Linked DNA regions of Mus musculus: region 2 is linked to region 1. Evidence: chromatin loops called from intact Hi-C (ENCODE). Cell type or tissue: heart. All regions are shown on one strand. Links, peaks and the distances in the headings refer to the core of each region. The heading gives the core; the rest is flanking DNA.

Region 1 (8,198 bases), core at 610-3,109:
GACAGAGGTGTGGGGTGAAGCCAGAGATTGAGCCGGGATCCAGAGGCAGTGCACAAACATGAAGGCCTTACCTGGGATCGTCCTGGACTACTGTGCTCTGGGCAAAGCTAAGGAAGGCAGCACAGAAGTTCATGCACACAGAGGGATTCCAGCCTTCTCGGTCATTCTGGAGGGGGCACAAGAGGCAGAAGACTGGGGGTGGAAAGAGGAAAAGGCAGGTGGCAAAGGGGCACTGGGTCTGAGGACTTGGTACAGGGGGTGGGGAAACAGATGGCCACTCTGACACCTGCCTTACCCTGACATTTTCAAACATCTCCATGGTAGGAAAGGTCTTTAAGGAACAGACGAAACCTTCTGGGTTCCGGAAGCCGGCAACAACATGTGGGACCCCCGGGAGGAACGACTGAGCCCACCATTTCAGCAACTTGTGTCTGACGGGAGAGGCAAAGGGTCAGCAGGACCCTCCACCCCCCCCAACCCCCCCCAACCCCCCCCCAACCCCCCCCCCCGTCAGTCCCGGCCCCGGCCAGAACCTGTAAAAGCTCCTCCACTGGCCAGGGCTGTGCATCTCCTTGGATGTCTTGAGCTCCACGTAGCAGGAGGGAGGCTGTGTGCAAGGAGCCTGGGGGTTCAGGCAGTCTACCTCCCCGGAGAACAGGAGAGGGTGGTTTCCCAGGCGGCTGCGTAGCACAGAGCAGTAGGCCACGTTGGTGTTAACTTCCCCAGAGGGGTCTGGGGAGCCTCCGGGTTTGTCTGCACAAGAAGAGAAGGCAGCAGCAGAGGAAGGGGATCTCGACCTCTGTGGAAGGGGAGAGGGACCGCACGGCTGCGACGACTCTCACCTGCGCACATGTACTGCTCAAATTTGTAGCCCATGTACATGAGCTCCCGGAGGAGGGGTGGCCGTGCAAGCCTCTGGGCCCGAGCAGCCGGGGTCTCCACCTCACTTAGGTACAGTGTCCCTTGGAACCGGGAGGCTGCCAGCTGCCAGCCCTCCTGCCGCTCATACGGCGTGGTCAGCAATTTTGTCAGGTGCCCTCTCCATGTCACCGTGGCCCCTGCCAGCCAGCCGGGACCCCTGGGAGGGAAGAATGCGGGGTTTATGGTCTGACTCGAGTTTTACTTCTGTTGACTCAAAGTCCCCACTAAAGACCATTTGGCTTTCCCAACTTCAGAAGAGAAAGCCGGGTCACCAGGTCAGCTTCTGCGTTGCACCGGGCTCACCCCTCCAGCTGGTTCCGGTGTTCCAGGACCCAGCGCAGCAAATGGTCCAACCTCTCTTGGACTTCCTCGTCCCGGGGCTGGTATCGGTCAGGGTATCCATCTCTGAGGTCAAAGTCCGGGCCTGGGCCGTTGATGGGAGGGGGGCTGTAGTAGCGGAGGGCTCGGGCATCTCCATGGTACTGGCGTTGTGCGTCCAGGGAGAAGCAGCCCAGTTCGGATGGACGCCGGTAGAACGGGAAGGGTCCCGAGTACAGAGAGGGCTGTGTCCGCAGTAAAGGGACTGCCCGGGGGAGTTTGTGCAAAGGCTTTTCCACCTCTGTCTTCTCCGCTTTTCTCTTAGTCCCTCTGGGTTCCATGAGGTCCTGCGAGGAAAGCGTTTCCAGTGGATAAGGAGCGAGTGAGCTTCCAGGTTTGGGCTCTGCGTGTCAGGAGCCGGGCGCCTCGTTCCCACCCACGGACCAACGAACGCGGCGAGCTTGAGGAGTTTGGGGGTTGAAGCTAAGACTTGGTTACCTCAAAGCTCCCCACCCTGACCGACCTCCACCTCCTCGAGGCTACGGCGTCAGGGCCGCACGTCAGAAGCCGGAGAAGGATGCAAACACGGAGTTGCTGTTTCTGATGACGCTCTCATCCGCCCTCAGCGTCGGAGTGGGCGAGGTCCGTCTGCACCGGAGCGGGAACCCAGGCGGGCCACTCGCGCCTCGGCGCGCCCCAGTGAGCGCTCTGGTCGGGAGCCAATCAGCAGCGGTGCGGGCGACGGAAGTGAGGCTGCCTTCGTCATCAAACTCAGACGACCAGCCAGAGGGCCCGTCGTCATTATTCTGTGCCGGAAGACGCGGTCTTCGGGACTCCTTTCCCGGAATCCTGAAATCCGGGTTATGAATCGCAAGAGACGGCTCCTGGCGTCTGAGGCTTTTGGGGTGAAGCGGAGGCGGGCGCCGGGGCCCGTGAGAGCGGATCCTTTAAGAACAAGAGCAGGTAACCATGGCAACCTGGGCGCGGAAAGCCCGAGGGTATCCACCCTTGGAGGAGGGGGGGGAGGAGGAGGAGGAGGAGGAGGACCTAGGGTAGTAACCATGGCAACCCAGGCGCTGGGCAGCGACTCTGAGGGCTGGGGCGTCCGAACCTCCGCGCTGTCTCCACCCTCGCTCTCCACCCGGACCTGACCACGCGCTTGCTCCACCACAGGCTCGGCGCGCGAGGCCATCGAGGAGCTCGTGAAGCTGTTTCCCCGGGGGCTGTTCGAGGATGCGCTGCCGCCCATCGCGCTGAGGAGCCAAGTGTACAGTCTGGTGCCAGACCGGACGGTGGCCGACCTACAACTGGTGAGCACCTTGGAGACCTTTGGCGTGTCCCCCCCCCACCAGCCCCGGCCCTCCGACCCGCAGCCTCGAGGGCACTCGCCAAGTCCCTGTCGCTCAGACACTCAGTCGTCCGTCAGCAGGCGTTAGGCCAAGGCAAATGCAGAGCAAATCCCAGGGGTTTGGAACTGCAGGCAGATGTCACATCTGACAGGTGATGGCTGTTAGAGAAGGTTAGTGAGCGCGGACAAAGGTGTACTGAAGGTCACCGGTGAGAGAGATTGACTGAAGGAGAGAGATGAGTCTAGTGTTAATTCCCAGATTTCCCAAGTGATCAGTTAGTGATTAGGGGATTGACTAGAGGAGGGAGGCACCGAGTAGCTGCTTGCCTGATGTGCGTACACTGAGTTGCAGATTATAGATGTATGAGACAGTGGGCTATGACGCTGCAGATCATTCTAGGCTGTGGTGCACAAGGCATAGGGGCTAAATGAGATACTTAGGGAGACTAGAGGAGTGATGTAACCTCGTGGCCAAGTTTAGAAGGCGATTGAAAGCCAGGGCCATGTCTCTTCACACAAAAAAAATCCACAGTGGGCAGATTTCAGTCTCTGTTTTATAGGAACTCTCAGACCTCTGCCTGAGTTGAAGGTCAGAACACTGTGAACGGCTCTCTGCTGCTACATACCTCTCTGGGCTCCTTTTAACTAGGGCAGTTCCTCCTTAGAGGCTGTCACAGATCCTTCTTGCTTAGCTTTGTCCTTATATTGTTACAGAGTTTCTGACCTTGATTCCTGCAGGTGACTTCTGACCTCCTCCTCAGGCCATGGCCCCTGTGCTTCCTTTTCTATAACTGTTTTTTTTTTTTTCTTTAAACAAAAAGCTTTCAGAGTTGCACAAGTTTTGTTTTAAGACAAGGTCTTAATTTGTAGCCCAGACTGCCTTAAACTTGATATTCTCCTGCTTTCATCTCCCTAATGCTGGGGTTTACAGTAGTCAGAAGGTTAACTAGAGGGAGTCTCTTCTTTCTTTGGAGAGGGGAGGATTGAACTTGGGTCAGCAGACTTGACAGCAGAGTCACCTCCTCAGCCCTGTCACCAGCTCTAAGAAATTTCTCTTGTCCTCTCTCATTGCTTTCTTCTGGCACTGAAATTACATAGACATCTTCTCTTTGAACCCCTTCAGACACTTCCATGTTCAATAGTTTTGGGCTTTCTTTTATAATTGTACTGTTTAGTTTCATCTTAGATTAATAATCTGTTCAGAAAGCTTAATTTCATTTGCTTGTGGCTATGTGCTTGTGAGCATGGGTGTGTGTACATGTGGGTTTGCACTCTCAGATGCCAGAAGATGGCACTTGATCCCTGGAGCTGGGGAGGTACAAGTTACAGGTGGTTGTGAGCCACCAGATGTGGGAGCTAGGAACTGAATGTGGGAGCTCTGCAAGAGCAGGAATTACTCTGCCACCGAGCATTGCTCCCACCCCAGATCGATAGTCTTTTATTCAGCTGTACTAAAGTATTTCACACTCATTGAAGTCTTAGTTTATTGTCTTCATTTCTCAGTTTTAAATTCTCTACTGGGACTTTTTTTTTTTTTTTTCTTTTTATGGGTCTTATTATGCAGCACTAGATGACCTGGAACTCAGTCTGTAGACCAGGCTACCCTTGAACTCATAGAGACCCACCTACCTCTGCCTCCTGAGCGCTGAGATTAAAGCTATGCACCACGGTGACTGACTGGGACATATTTAAGCCTATATCTTTTTTATGATTATTTTAAATTTGATTATTATTTTTGGCCATGTGTACTGCCATATGGCTTTAATCCCATTGCTCTAGAGGTAAAGGCAGACAGATCTCTGTGAGCTTAAGGCCAGCTTGGGCTACCTATTAATGTTCTATTTCCAAATTATATGTGTGCATGTGCAAGTTCATGTGTACATGCCACCATGTGTGTGTAGAAGTCAGAGGGTATTGTGTGGTTGAATTCCCTCCTCCCATCACGTGGATCTCAGGGGCTGACTCAAGCCCTGGGGCTCAGCAGCAGGCCACCTGACCCACTGAAACATCCCACCAGCCCTAAGCCTGCTATGTCTTTTTAGAATTTCCTACCAGTAGTTTCTCATCTTGTTTTTTTTTTTAACACGTCAGCATTAGCAGCATTATTTTAAGTCGTTTGAACTTCATGTAGTCGTACATCTTGCTAAGGTGTAGTGGGAGAGCTTACAGCGTGGAGTGACCAGTTATGAATCAGTGTCTTTACCATCATTTATCATTTACCCATGTCAAGAACCTTAAAACACCTCTTCGTTGTTTCTAAAATGCCTAATAAATAAATTGTTATTAGCCAGGCATTGCGTCTCAGATAGGTAACTCTGGGACTCAGAAGGCTGAGGCCGAGGGATCCTACTAGTTAGAGGCTGGTGTGGGAGACAGAGGAACCCTGTCTCAAAAAGCTAAATAAAACAGTCCAAAGTGTTGTGATGTGTCCACACCCTCTGCTCTTCCCTGGGGAGGAGTTTTTTCCTCCTGGTGGCTGTCCTGGTGGGATTAAAGGTGCAGCCCGGGCTGCATGTCTTCTGAGCTTTACTTCCTGTGAGCCCTTTATTTTTGGCCATGTGCTGGGCAGATTTGCTCAGATCAGCAAATGCCCCCTCCCTGTTTCCCTTCTCCCAGAGTCTTTGCTTGCTTTAATATATCTGTCTGGTAGTTCTTGTGATCCTGTGAGCTTTTCAGTGTTATTGTTTTGAACCAGGGCCTCTTCATTTTGTATCTCTGGCTGCCCTGGAATTTCACTCTGTAGACCAAACTGCCCTTGAACTCAGAGATCTGCTTGCCTCTGTCTGTCTCCTGAGTGCTGGAATTAAAGGTGGAAGCCAGCATGCCCGCTACTTAAACAATTAAAAACTTTTAAAAGACCCATTGTTTCTGTGTATGGATGTTCTGCTTACATGTGTGTCCGCACACCACATGCGTGCCCTGTGCCTCTAGAGGTCAGAACAGGGTCAGATCTCCTGAAACTGGAGTTACAGACAGTTGTGAGCTGTCACGTTGTTGCCAGGAATCGAACCAGCATCCTCTGGAAGAGCAGCCAGTCTCTTAACTGCTAAGCCATCTCTCTAATCCCTTAAAAAGATTTTTTTTCCAGACAGATATGTGTTTTATGTGTGTGTGAGCATGTAGACATGCCACAGCGCGTGTTTGTCCCGGGGCCTGAGCTGAGGTCGAAAGATTGGTGAGGTGTCTTTATCCACTCTGGCTTCTGTTGTGTTGCTGCCCACAGAAGTCCTGGATGGTTTGTTTATTTGGGTTTGTTGTTTTTGTTTACTTCTTGTTTGCTTGCCTGGCATTTAGGCAGGATCTCATAGCCTAGGCTGGCCACAGACTCACAAGTTCTGCCTTCCCCTATCCAGTACGGAGTACAGGCATGTGCCATCATGGCCAGCTCCATTTTTATTTAAGTATTTTATCCAGTGCTTCTCACACACCTCCACCCAACATCTAGACTGATGAGTCTTCGGGGGTAGGATCTGTCTTTATCACTATTTGTCTTGTCCTTTTGAAACAAGCTCTCGATGTGTAGCTCTGGCTAGACAGTAGACCACACCAGGCTACTTCTGCCTCACAAGTGCAGTGATTAAAGGCACGACCTGCATCACTGTTTAATTGTAGTGACTGATAAGTCTGATGTTAGAAAATATGTATATTGATTATTAGCAGCTCATAAGGTGAGTAGGTGACTGGTTGGAAGCAGCTGCTTGATGGTCACCTGAGTGTCTTCGTGGTAAATGTCCTAATCCTCCCTCCCCATCCCCCCTCCCCGAAATCAGACTCTCTGCCCCAGAGCTCAGAACATGGCTGCTTGTCTTACCCTGTCTTTCTCTTTCCCCTCTCATCTCTGTGGAGACAGAAGGAGCTTCAAGAGCTGGGAGAGATCCGAATTATCCAGCTAGGCTTTGACTTGGATGCTCATGGGATTGTCTTCACGGAAGACTACAGGACCCGGGTCTGTGAGAGAGGAGGGAGGGGTGGGGGTGGGGAGTACACCAGTGTGGTGGTCTCAGGAGGGAAGCTGGGCATAGAAATAACTGACATTATGTCTAACCCACATAACCCATAGAGGGCACAGAGTTCTGGTAATTAGTAAGATGGGGAGGAAGGAAGGAAGAGTGGGAGAGGGAAGAAGGAAGCAGGGAAAAAGGGCAGTAGAAGGACCCAGGATTGGGGGTGGGGTCAGAGATAGAGAGCCATGGTGGGGGATGGGCTCATGCTGGTTACCGACATCAACTCTGGTTCTAGGTCCTCAAGGCCTGTGATGGCCGACCATGTGCTGGGGCGGTGCAGAAGTTCCTGGCCTCAGTGCTCCCAGCCTGTGGGGACCTCAGTTTCCAGCAGGATCAGATGACACAGACTTATGGCTTCAGGGACCCGGAGATCACGTGAGATGTGGTGGGGTCAGTAAAAGTTCACAGGGTCCCCTGTAAAGTACTAGGCAAGGTCTCAGTACAGAAGGATTTTAGGGTACCACACCTGTGTCAGGCCTCCTGCTTTCTAACTTGCTGGTATGGGAACTCACTGATCTCCCCTGGGAAGTAGCAGGGACAGAGTGGGGAGAGTTCATAGGTCATGGTGAGCCCAGAGATGACGCTTACTCCTCAGGCACATTTCAGAGCCTTTGCTCAGGGAGGGCTTCCCAAGGACACTGTTTTATGACCAAGCAGTCTCCACCAAGAGGCCTGGGGAGCTGGCTTGCTTGGAAAAGTCCATGCTGTGTGAGCATGGGGGCCTGAGCGAGCTGCAGTTCCGGCACCCCCATAAGCTGAGCACAGTGAGGTGCCTGGGACCCCTGTGCTGGAAGTCAGGAGAGAGGCTAGCAAAGTGCACCCAAGCCAATGAGCTCCAGGTTCAGTGAGAGTCGCTATCACAAAAAATAAGGTCCAGCTAAGTGTGATGTTGCACACCTTTAATCGCAGCACTCGGGAGGAAGAGTCAGGTGGATCTCAGAGTTTGAGGTCAGCCTGGCCTACAGAGCAAGGTCCAGGACAGCCAGGGCTATACAGAGAAACCCTGTCTCAAAAAATAAAAGGAAAAAAAAATAGGTCAATGTGAAAGATCCCTGAAGATGGGAGACCCTCACTCAATTGTAGGGATGACGCGACCCCCCCCCCCCAAGAACTCACGAGAGACCATCCTTGCTGCAATTGCACAAGGTTTATTGACAGGAACCAGCACGCTGGGGCCAACTCGTATCCCACGCAGGGGTAGAGGAGTTCAACCTCGAGCAGCTGGGAAAGGGGGTATTTAAAGGAAAAACTATAACCCAAGTGGGTAGGGAGGGTGTTATTGGAAAATACCAGTGAAGAATCACAAGGGGGAACTAAAAATCACAAGGGGAAACTCCCTGCTTCTCAAGATTGTTCTCAAGATTTTAATCTAACTTGTCCTGGAACAAGGTCACTGAACCTGCTTATGTAATTATCTGTTCTGTGGTCAGCCAGTTCTCAGAACAGGCTATTTCAGGGCCCAACTATTTTTCTTTCTTGGCTCTAACTTGGTCTGTGGGGTCAAACTTAAATTTTTTACCTTACATTCCCCAGTTCTAGTGGCTAGTTCTAATCATAGAACTAAATTTTAGTATCTTTACAATATTGATTTTTTTTGACTTTCTAAA
Region 2 (8,198 bases), core at 3,483-5,982, 300 kb before region 1:
GAAATTTAAAAACTTCAGCATGCAGCCATGCATGGTCTCTCAAACCTATACTCAGAGCACTTTGAGAAGAGGAGCTAGAAGGTACTCTGAGTTCAAGGGCAGCCCAAGACAGTGTGAGTAAAAGAAGTGGGGTGGTAATGGCTACTTCTTTAAGGGAAGGATGTCTATGGTATCATCTGGCAAGTCTGACATGAAGTCTTCACACAGCAGGGGTCAGAAGGCTTGGCAGCCACACACAGCAGTGGCACAGGCCTGTGAGTCTCACCTGAGAAGCTGAGGCATGCAGTCTGGCAGCAGTGACACAGCCTCACAAGGACACTATCTATCTCTGCCTAAGAGAACTACAGAGGAAACCCCAGACTAGGGAGCCAGCCTCCCGCAGCCCATGTAGACCTTGCCAGGAATGTTCTTATTGCAAGACCACGAGAGGAACACAAAATCAACTCCAGCCTACCAGACTTGCCCACTCACCTCCATCCGGGACAGTAAGGTCTGTATATCCCTAATCATGTGCTGAGCCATCACCAGCCGGACCCGGGGCTCACTCTATAAGACAAGGATGTTCACGGCAGGTCTGAGAGAAATTCATGAGCTCCACAACATACTAAACCAGTTCCCAGGCATCTCCTCAGCCAGGTCCTCCCCCATCTCATGGCCTCCTTCTCCCAGATCCCCTTCCCTGACCCTCCCAGGCCCCTCAATACCTGAATTGGGGCCTGTTCCATGTTGATGTGAACATCCACAGCAGAGCCGTCACTCTGGGGAAAGGGCAAGGGAAGTTGCTCTGGGAGAAGCCACATACTAAAACCTTCACGCTACCAATTCCTTCCTAGAGCCCCTACCCTCCTTTCTTCAAAAACTGAGGCCAGTACCAATCAGAGTGCTTTCCAAACCAAATGCAATCTTTCAAGACACTTATCTTCCAAGCTCCCTGCAGCTGCCATAACCAAAGCTACTCTTCCCAACAAAACCCTCCCACGTAAGAAACAAAGGCTCACAGGAAGATTGAAGGTTCCAACCATGACATAGCTGTTGGCATTCCGGTCATGAACAGAAGCCCCAGGGCCCCGAGTGCCAGGCAGGGGTGCCCCACCATGAGTTGCTGAGGCAGAGCCTGTCCCAGAAGATGCTCCAGAAGGAAGCTGAGTCTGAGGAGGAGCCCGTTCCACCAGGTGAATAACCTTTCCCCCAACGTCTGCAGAAAAAAAGATACACAGCAAACCTCTTAAGTACATAAATGGATGCCTCCCTCCAGACAGCAGCCTTAAGCTCAGCAGCCCCAGCCCCTTACTGTACTCCTGGAGCTTCTTGTCGTCTTGTAGGACCCGGCCCTGGTAGATGAGCCGCTGTTTCTCGGAAGGGATGCTGACAGAGGCAGCTATGTGTTCCTTAAACTCCTTTACATTCATCTGAAAGGAGAGCCATGCACTGATATCAGAAAGTGAGAGAAAGAATGAAGAGGGAGGAACACCTGACTTCAGATGCCAACATCAAAATCAGACAGTCTCACTAGCCAACTATATCAACAGGCCGATATTTATTATGTCCATAAATAAATAAATAAATAAATAAATAAATAAAAGAGTGTGGCTAGAGAAATGGCTCGGTGATTAAGAGCTCATACTGGTCTTGCAGAGGACTCCAGTTCAATTTCCAACATCCACGTTGGGCAGCAGCTCACAACTACTGGTAAACACAGCTTTAGGAGACTCAGTGTCTCTGGCTTCTATGAGCGTTTGTACCCAGAGGCAGAGACACATACCAATACATAATTAAAAATAAGTGGGACGTGGTGTGTATGCCTCCAGCATTTGAGAGGCAGAAGCAGGTGGATCTCTTGTGAGTTTGAGGCCTGCCTGCTTTACGTAGTGAGTTCTAAAATAGTCAGACCAATGTACAGAGATTAAATTAATTTAAAAAAAAATCCAAATCACAACAACAGTAAATAACTAAAACCTATACGAAAGAAGCCGAATAGCTCTCCCTTTCTCCCTCTCTGCTATCCAGTATCTAGAGATACCAGTGATCCTTTTCTAAACTAAAACAATAGCAGGTGTTCAAGGCCATAATCTCAAAGCTGAATGCAGATAGACAGGCACTGGCACAGCCACTAATCTCAAGGATACAGAGCTAGGTGGATCTGACTACCAGGACAGCCATGACTGCAAAGTGAAACCCTGACTTAAAACACAAAATGAAGCAAGCAGGGCGTGGTGGCGCACGCCTTTAATCCCAGCACTCCGGAGGCAGAGGCAGGCGGATTTCTGAGTTCGAGGTTGTTACAACCATCTGTAACAAAGTAGGGGCTATAGTTTGGGGCTATAGTTTCCTAACTTCCACATGAAGAAAAGGCCACAGGTTGCAGAGTCTGACCTTCTCAGGCACCAAGTGCACACAAGGTGCACATGTGTATTTCCAGAGAAAGCACTCACATATAAAATAAAAACAAATACAATCTTCTAAAAGAAACCAAAAATACACACAACCCAAAACAACCATTACCACCATGGGGTTGGGAGGCAGGGTCTGGAAAGATAACTAACAAAGGTCAGAAAGGAACACACAATATACGGTTCAGTAGTAAGTGCTCTGTGCTAGGTCCAAGGTTCAGTACCCATCAGAACCACATACATGCAATAAATAAATAAATAAAAATAAGGGAAGGTGGAAAAAAAGAACAAACAAACCAAAAATAGCAATAGCATACAACTGAAATTCCAAGCTTGGAAAGCAGAGACAGGAGGATCATGAGTACAAGACCATCAGTTCTAAGACATTTCACTATGTAAGAAAAAAAGGACCAAGCCAAGTCAGATGTGGTCCTCTGTTATAGTGCATATAATCCTAGCACATAGACGACCACATAGACGACGAAGGCACAGTGGTCAGAGGCCAAAGTTAGCCTGGGCTATAGGAGATCCTGTGCCCACCTCCCGGAAAGACATTAAGTAATTCTTGGTAGGGCCAAATTAACTATCACATGTACCTACAGACAAAAGTCTATGTGGCTTTTTAAATATCTGCTTTAAAAACCACAAAAATGACCTCCTCATGGTGGTTGTCTCAAAGAATTATGCAGTGGCCACAGTGCACTAAGGTCAGGAGGCTCAAACCATGCCTCAGCTATTGACAAGTCTACTTCACAGTGGATGAAAGCAGGTTTCCTTAATCTTATAAAAATAGTACCAAGCTGTGAACACTCTGTTTAAAAAAAAAAAAAAAAAACCCACACCAAACTTGTCTGAGGTCCCTGTGACACACCATTCTTGTCCAAGGTGCCCCCTGTGTTGTGTCTGGTCCCAAAGGCCAGAGTCATGTCTGTCTCTTTGGGCTGGGGTCTGCACAGAACAGGTATAGATCCCTCCTCTCTACTTTCCTCTTCACTGAGTTCTGTCAAAGTGAAGACAGACTCCAAATCGGCCTCACTCAACAGTAACCACATCCCCTCACTCAATAGGTACATCAGATGTCCTATCCAGTAAGGGACAAAAGAGTCAATGACAAGAAAATCAGGCGCATCCTTCTACAAAGTACTGGTGTCTCACCTGGGCCCCCACAATAAAAGTCCGAGTCTGAGAGTCCAGGGTCTTCACCAGTACCTCCAGGCTGTCAGGCTCCTCCATAGCGGTACTGGCACTATCACTCGGCTCCATGGCCGACAGCTCTCTAAAGAAGAACGAGGGGGGGGGGTTCGCTGTCGGTCGCACTGTATTTTATACACCCGGAAGCCTCTCTGGACCCAATCTCCGCCCCAATCCCTTCAAAGTTTCTCATACACAAGCAGATATATTCATCCTCCTTCTCATCCCCCCTTTTTGATTCGGGGGCACAGGAACAGAAACACAAAGGGTAGGAGATCGACGGCATAGGGAGATGAAGGACGAGAGGTGGGAGGGGCTCCACCATGCCAATCACAATAGGGAGAGCCAGTTGGGCTAGGAATCAGGGAAGCAAGCACGAGACCGACCAGAGGCCAGTGTCATCACCGGTCGCGACCGAGCAAGCGCCCGAGAGATCGGGAAATCCTAGGACAACGCGAGGGGTGGGGGGAGGGTCGCGCTAGACTCGGCAGAGAAAAGTGGCTTCGCGCACGCGCAGCACCACAATCGAACCCGCCTAAATCACCACCGACCCAAGACCGCGGACACTCACGGGAGGCTGGACGGGCTCGCTGACCGCCCCCGCCTTCCGCCTCCGCCTCTCCTCGGTATTCCAGCAACACGACTTAACCAACACGCGACCAAACACATACAAACACACATACACAGCCCACCACCCTGTGGCTCCGCCCCCGACGTCCCCACGGTACCGTCACTTCCGGTCTCCCCCAACCTGGCACCAAGGGCCACTTCCGTTTCCCCGATCGTATTTGGGGGGATCTCGAGGCGGTACTTCCGGCTCCCCCAGTCTCCCCCGATTTACTTTCGTGGGGCACGATGAGAAAGTCCACAGCCCCGAACAGTGAGTTTCTGGGGGGCGAGACGGGCCCGGGCCGGCCGAGATGGGAGGGAGCCGACCACCCGGAGGAGCCGCCGCCGCCGCCGTCGTCGCCCGGGGGACCGCACTGCGCCTGCGTGAGCGGCGCCACGCGTGCGCACACTCTAAGTACTTCCCCGCCCCCCTCCGGCTATGTGCGTTTCTTCCCTGCGCGCGCCAGAGTGCAACCGGACCGGGGTGGCTACTGGAAACGCCTAAAGAAAAATGACTGAGTGAGATGCTGTAATTTCCTCGAGAAAAATTGTGAGACTTGTGTGGAGTGCACCTCGTTAATCAACGTCCCATCTTGATGGTCAGAGACGTTTACAGGCACAATTCTAACTACCTAAAACTCTGCAAGACCTCTGGTCCTCCCATCATTTCTGTTCTTCCGGAAGCCACTCTTTTTCGTGGACGGCTGGTGGCGTTCCGCGGGCTGTGTTTGCTTGTGCCCGACTCTAGTTCCTGGCGGGATTAGGCCGGTTGGGCTCTTTGCAGACTTTGAGCATCCTGTTTATTGAGATCTCCGAGGGAGTGCCATGTTTAAGGATAAAAAAAAATTCTATTGCATTTTTTGGTTTTGAGACATTTCTGCTGCTTTTTAAGAGCTTTGTAGAAAAAAAGAAAGAAAAGAGAACGGGTGCCTTGCGGATCAGATTAAAGGACAAGACTTTAAGAAGGGACCAAGGGAATGGAGAGATGGCTCAAGAGATGAAGAGCACTGTCTGCTCTTCCAGAGGTCCTGAGTTCAATTCCCAGCAACTACATGGTGGCTCACAACCATCCGTAATGAGATCTGACACCCTCTTCTGGTGTGTCTGAAGACAGCGACAGTGTACTCACATACATAAAATAAATAAATCTTTAAAAAAGGAAAAGAAAAGCCGGGCGTGGTGGTGCACACCTTTAATCCCAGCACTTGGGAGGCAGAGGCAGGCGGATTTCTGAGTTCGAGGCCAGCCTGGTCTACAAAGTGAGTTCAAGGACAGCCAGGGCTACACAGAGAAACCCTGTCTCAAAAACAAACAAATAAAATAAAATAAATAAAATAAAATAAAATAAAATAGAAAAGAAAAGAAGGAAGAAAAAGAAAGGGGATTGAAAGGCCCACCGCCAAGGGAGTTGAACGGTTAAGTTTTTCTCTCTCTGCATTCTTCCCCACTTATTCTTAGATGCCAGTACTGATGAGACTTCCAGTAAGCATTGTATGATGAGACTTTTACATGCTGTCTCACTGTTACCCTGAATTGCCTGGAACTCATAAGGACAATGTTCCCCCCACCACCACCCAGTGCAGGGTTGTGTGTCACTCTAATAGACTATATTTACGTTTTGAATTTTTTTTTTCCAAGATAGGATTTCACTATGTAAGTCTGGATGTCCTGTAACTCACAGAAACCCACCTGCCTCTGCATCCCAGATGCTGGGATAATAGAAGTTAAATATTTTTAAAAATACTTTTCGGGGATGGAGGAGGGGTGTATGGCCTGCGTCTGCAACAGCACAGTGCAAATGTGGAGATCCGAGGGAAATGTGGTGTCCTCTCACTGTGTGGGGACCAGGGGATCTTCAGCTTGGGTTGCCATCTGCCAAGTACCCTCACTGCTGAGCCACTTCCCCAGTCCCACATTTAGTATTTTATTATAAAAATTTCTGCCGGGCGGTGGTGGCGCATGCCTTTAATCCCAGCATGTGGGAGGCAGAGGCAGGCGGATTTCTGAGTTCAAGGCCAGCCTGGTCTACAGAGTGAGTGCTAGGACAGCCAGGGCTACACAGAGAAACTCTGTCTCAAAAAAACAAAAATAAAGCCGGGCGTGGTGGTGCACACCTTTAATCCCAGCACTTGGGAGGCAGAGGCAGGCGGATTTCTGAGTTCGAGGCCAGCCTGGTCTACAGAGTGAGTTCCAGGACAGCCAGGGCTACACAGAGAAACCCTGTCTCAAAAACAAACAAACAAACAAATAAATAAAAATTTCATGGGCTAGAGAGAAGTCCTGAGTTCAATTCCTGGCAGCCATATAGTGGCTCACAACCATCTGTAATTGGATCCGATGCCCTCTTCTGGTGTGTCTGAAGACAGCTACAGTGTACTCATATGAATAAAATAAATTAATAAATCTTTAAAAATCACTACCAGCAATTGCAGTGGGTGCTTTGCAGTTACTGATGATAATGGGTATTTCCTTCAGACTTGATGTATGCATGGTCCCATTTAATCCTGAGACTAATGGGTTGCCCATTCCAGAGATGGGGAAAACAGAGATAGAAATTAGTACAGTTGCCCCAGGAGGCTGGATCGTTGTTACCTCTGAGTCTGCTTGGTATGCATGAGTCCCCACATCTAACAGTCAAGTCAGGGGTTAGACCCACTCTTGTGTTTGGTTGTTTTTTTTTTTTTTTTTTTTTTTGGTTTTTGGAGACAGGGTTTCTCTGTATAGCTCTCTGGCTGTCCTGGAACTCACTTTGTAGACCAGGCTGGCCTCGAACTCAGGCCTGTCTCTGCCTCCCAAGTGCTGGGATTAAAGGCATGTGCCATCACACCCAGCAGACCCACTCTTTTTTTTTTTTTTTTTTTTTTTTTGGTTTTTTCGAGACAGGGTTTCTCTGTGTTGCCTTGGCTGTCCTGGAACTCACTCTGTAGACCAGGCTGGCCTCGAACTCAGAAATCCGCCTGCCTCTGCCTCCCGAGTGCTGGGATTAAAGGCGTGCGCCACCTCGCCCGGCAGCAGACCCACTCTTAATACTAGTGTTACACTTGCGTCTAATAGAATGTCTTCACTACCACCAAAATCTGAATAAACGTGAGCCCATTTGTCAGTGAGCTTTTCCTTCATGTGTTCTTACCAGTTCCCCTACTATACTCTCACAGGAGAAATGCAAGCTGGGCAAAGTGGCACAAGCCTTTAATCACTTGGGAGACAAAGGCAGGCAGATGATCTCTATGAGTCCAGCTGGCTTATGTAGTGAATCCCTGGACAACCAAAGTGACATAGTGAAACCCTATCAGAGAGAGAGAGAGAGAGAAAGAAGGGGTGGGGGGAGAATCCACCATGCCCTAGCGACTGGCTGGTGCCTGTTTTAACATTTATCAGTTTACATTGCAATGGATTGTTTGCAAAGCAAAGCTGTTTTCCGCTTTAAAAAAAAAAAAAAAAAAAAAAAAAAAGTCCTCCAGGATTAGCTAGTTCCTGGCAAACAACTGAAATTCCAGACTTGCCCAGTGAATGAATGAATGAAAGACCTAATCCAGCCACTTCTCATCGCAGCAGGGCTCCCATCAAATGCAGCATGGAAGACTGGGTTTCTACTGTAGGGCTCAGCTTTCCTCCTAAGGCCTCAGAGTCACTGGGTCATGCCCGGGTATATTGTAGAGTGGTTGCATCCGGAAGAGGGGGAGGAAGGCCCCGATGCCATAGTCAATCTAGGCTTGGGTTGGAAAACAAGGTTGAAGTTACTTATTAGCAGGTTAAAGGGTCAAGGGTCGAGGCGAGGGGGCTGGAGGCAGAGTAGACCGAGCGGCCATCAGAGAACAGTTAAGGCGGAGGTCCCCTCAACTGCAGAGCACCAACTCTCATCCCGAGATGTTCCACCAAGTTTGGGCAGCTCTGCTCTCTCTCTATGGCCTTCTCTTTAACTCCATGAATCAGTGCCCTGAGCACAGTCAACTAACTGCGCTGGGAATGGACGACACAGAGGTATGTACTGAGGGAACGCCTATATAG

Evidence for each region. Peaks named below come from ENCODE experiments on the same cell type or tissue, not always from the same donor. Only the 100,000 strongest peaks of a DNase experiment are listed, where the experiment ranks them.
Region 2: a loop joins it to region 1, with 2.4 times the contacts of the local background. A loop is called at or near these places in 1 of 42 quality-filtered maps.

What each region holds. Positions count from the first base shown.
Region 1 is chr17:34,830,781-34,838,978 of GRCm38, reverse strand. It overlaps Stk19 (serine/threonine kinase 19), which reads left to right and starts at 2,076. Exons shown (of 7, transcript NM_019442.3): 1 at 2,076-2,202; 2 at 2,413-2,549; 3 at 6,438-6,533; 4 at 6,827-6,966. The coding sequence starts at 2,103. It overlaps Dxo (decapping exoribonuclease), which reads right to left and starts at 1,960. Exons shown (of 7, transcript NM_001163770.1): 1 at 1,763-1,960; 2 at 1,225-1,586; 3 at 843-1,078; 4 at 534-753; 5 at 296-431; 6 at 72-166. The coding sequence starts at 1,580. In heart, for the core only: no CTCF peak of the experiment used is centred there; DNase peaks (open chromatin) are centred at 718, 1,318 and 1,978; H3K4me3 peaks cover 2,500 bases; H3K27ac peaks cover 2,398 bases.
Region 2 is chr17:35,131,583-35,139,780 of GRCm38, reverse strand. It overlaps Bag6 (BCL2-associated athanogene 6), which reads right to left and starts at 4,281. Exons shown (of 26, transcript NM_001372261.1): 1 at 4,153-4,281; 2 at 3,546-3,666; 3 at 1,292-1,409; 4 at 999-1,195; 5 at 705-758; 6 at 472-546. The coding sequence starts at 3,653. It overlaps Apom (apolipoprotein M), which reads left to right and starts at 7,980. Exons shown (of 6, transcript NM_018816.2): 1 at 7,980-8,171. The coding sequence starts at 8,058. In heart, for the core only: CTCF peaks have their summits at 4,642 and 4,891; DNase peaks (open chromatin) are centred at 4,340 and 4,450; H3K4me3 peaks cover 1,829 bases; H3K27ac peaks cover 1,849 bases.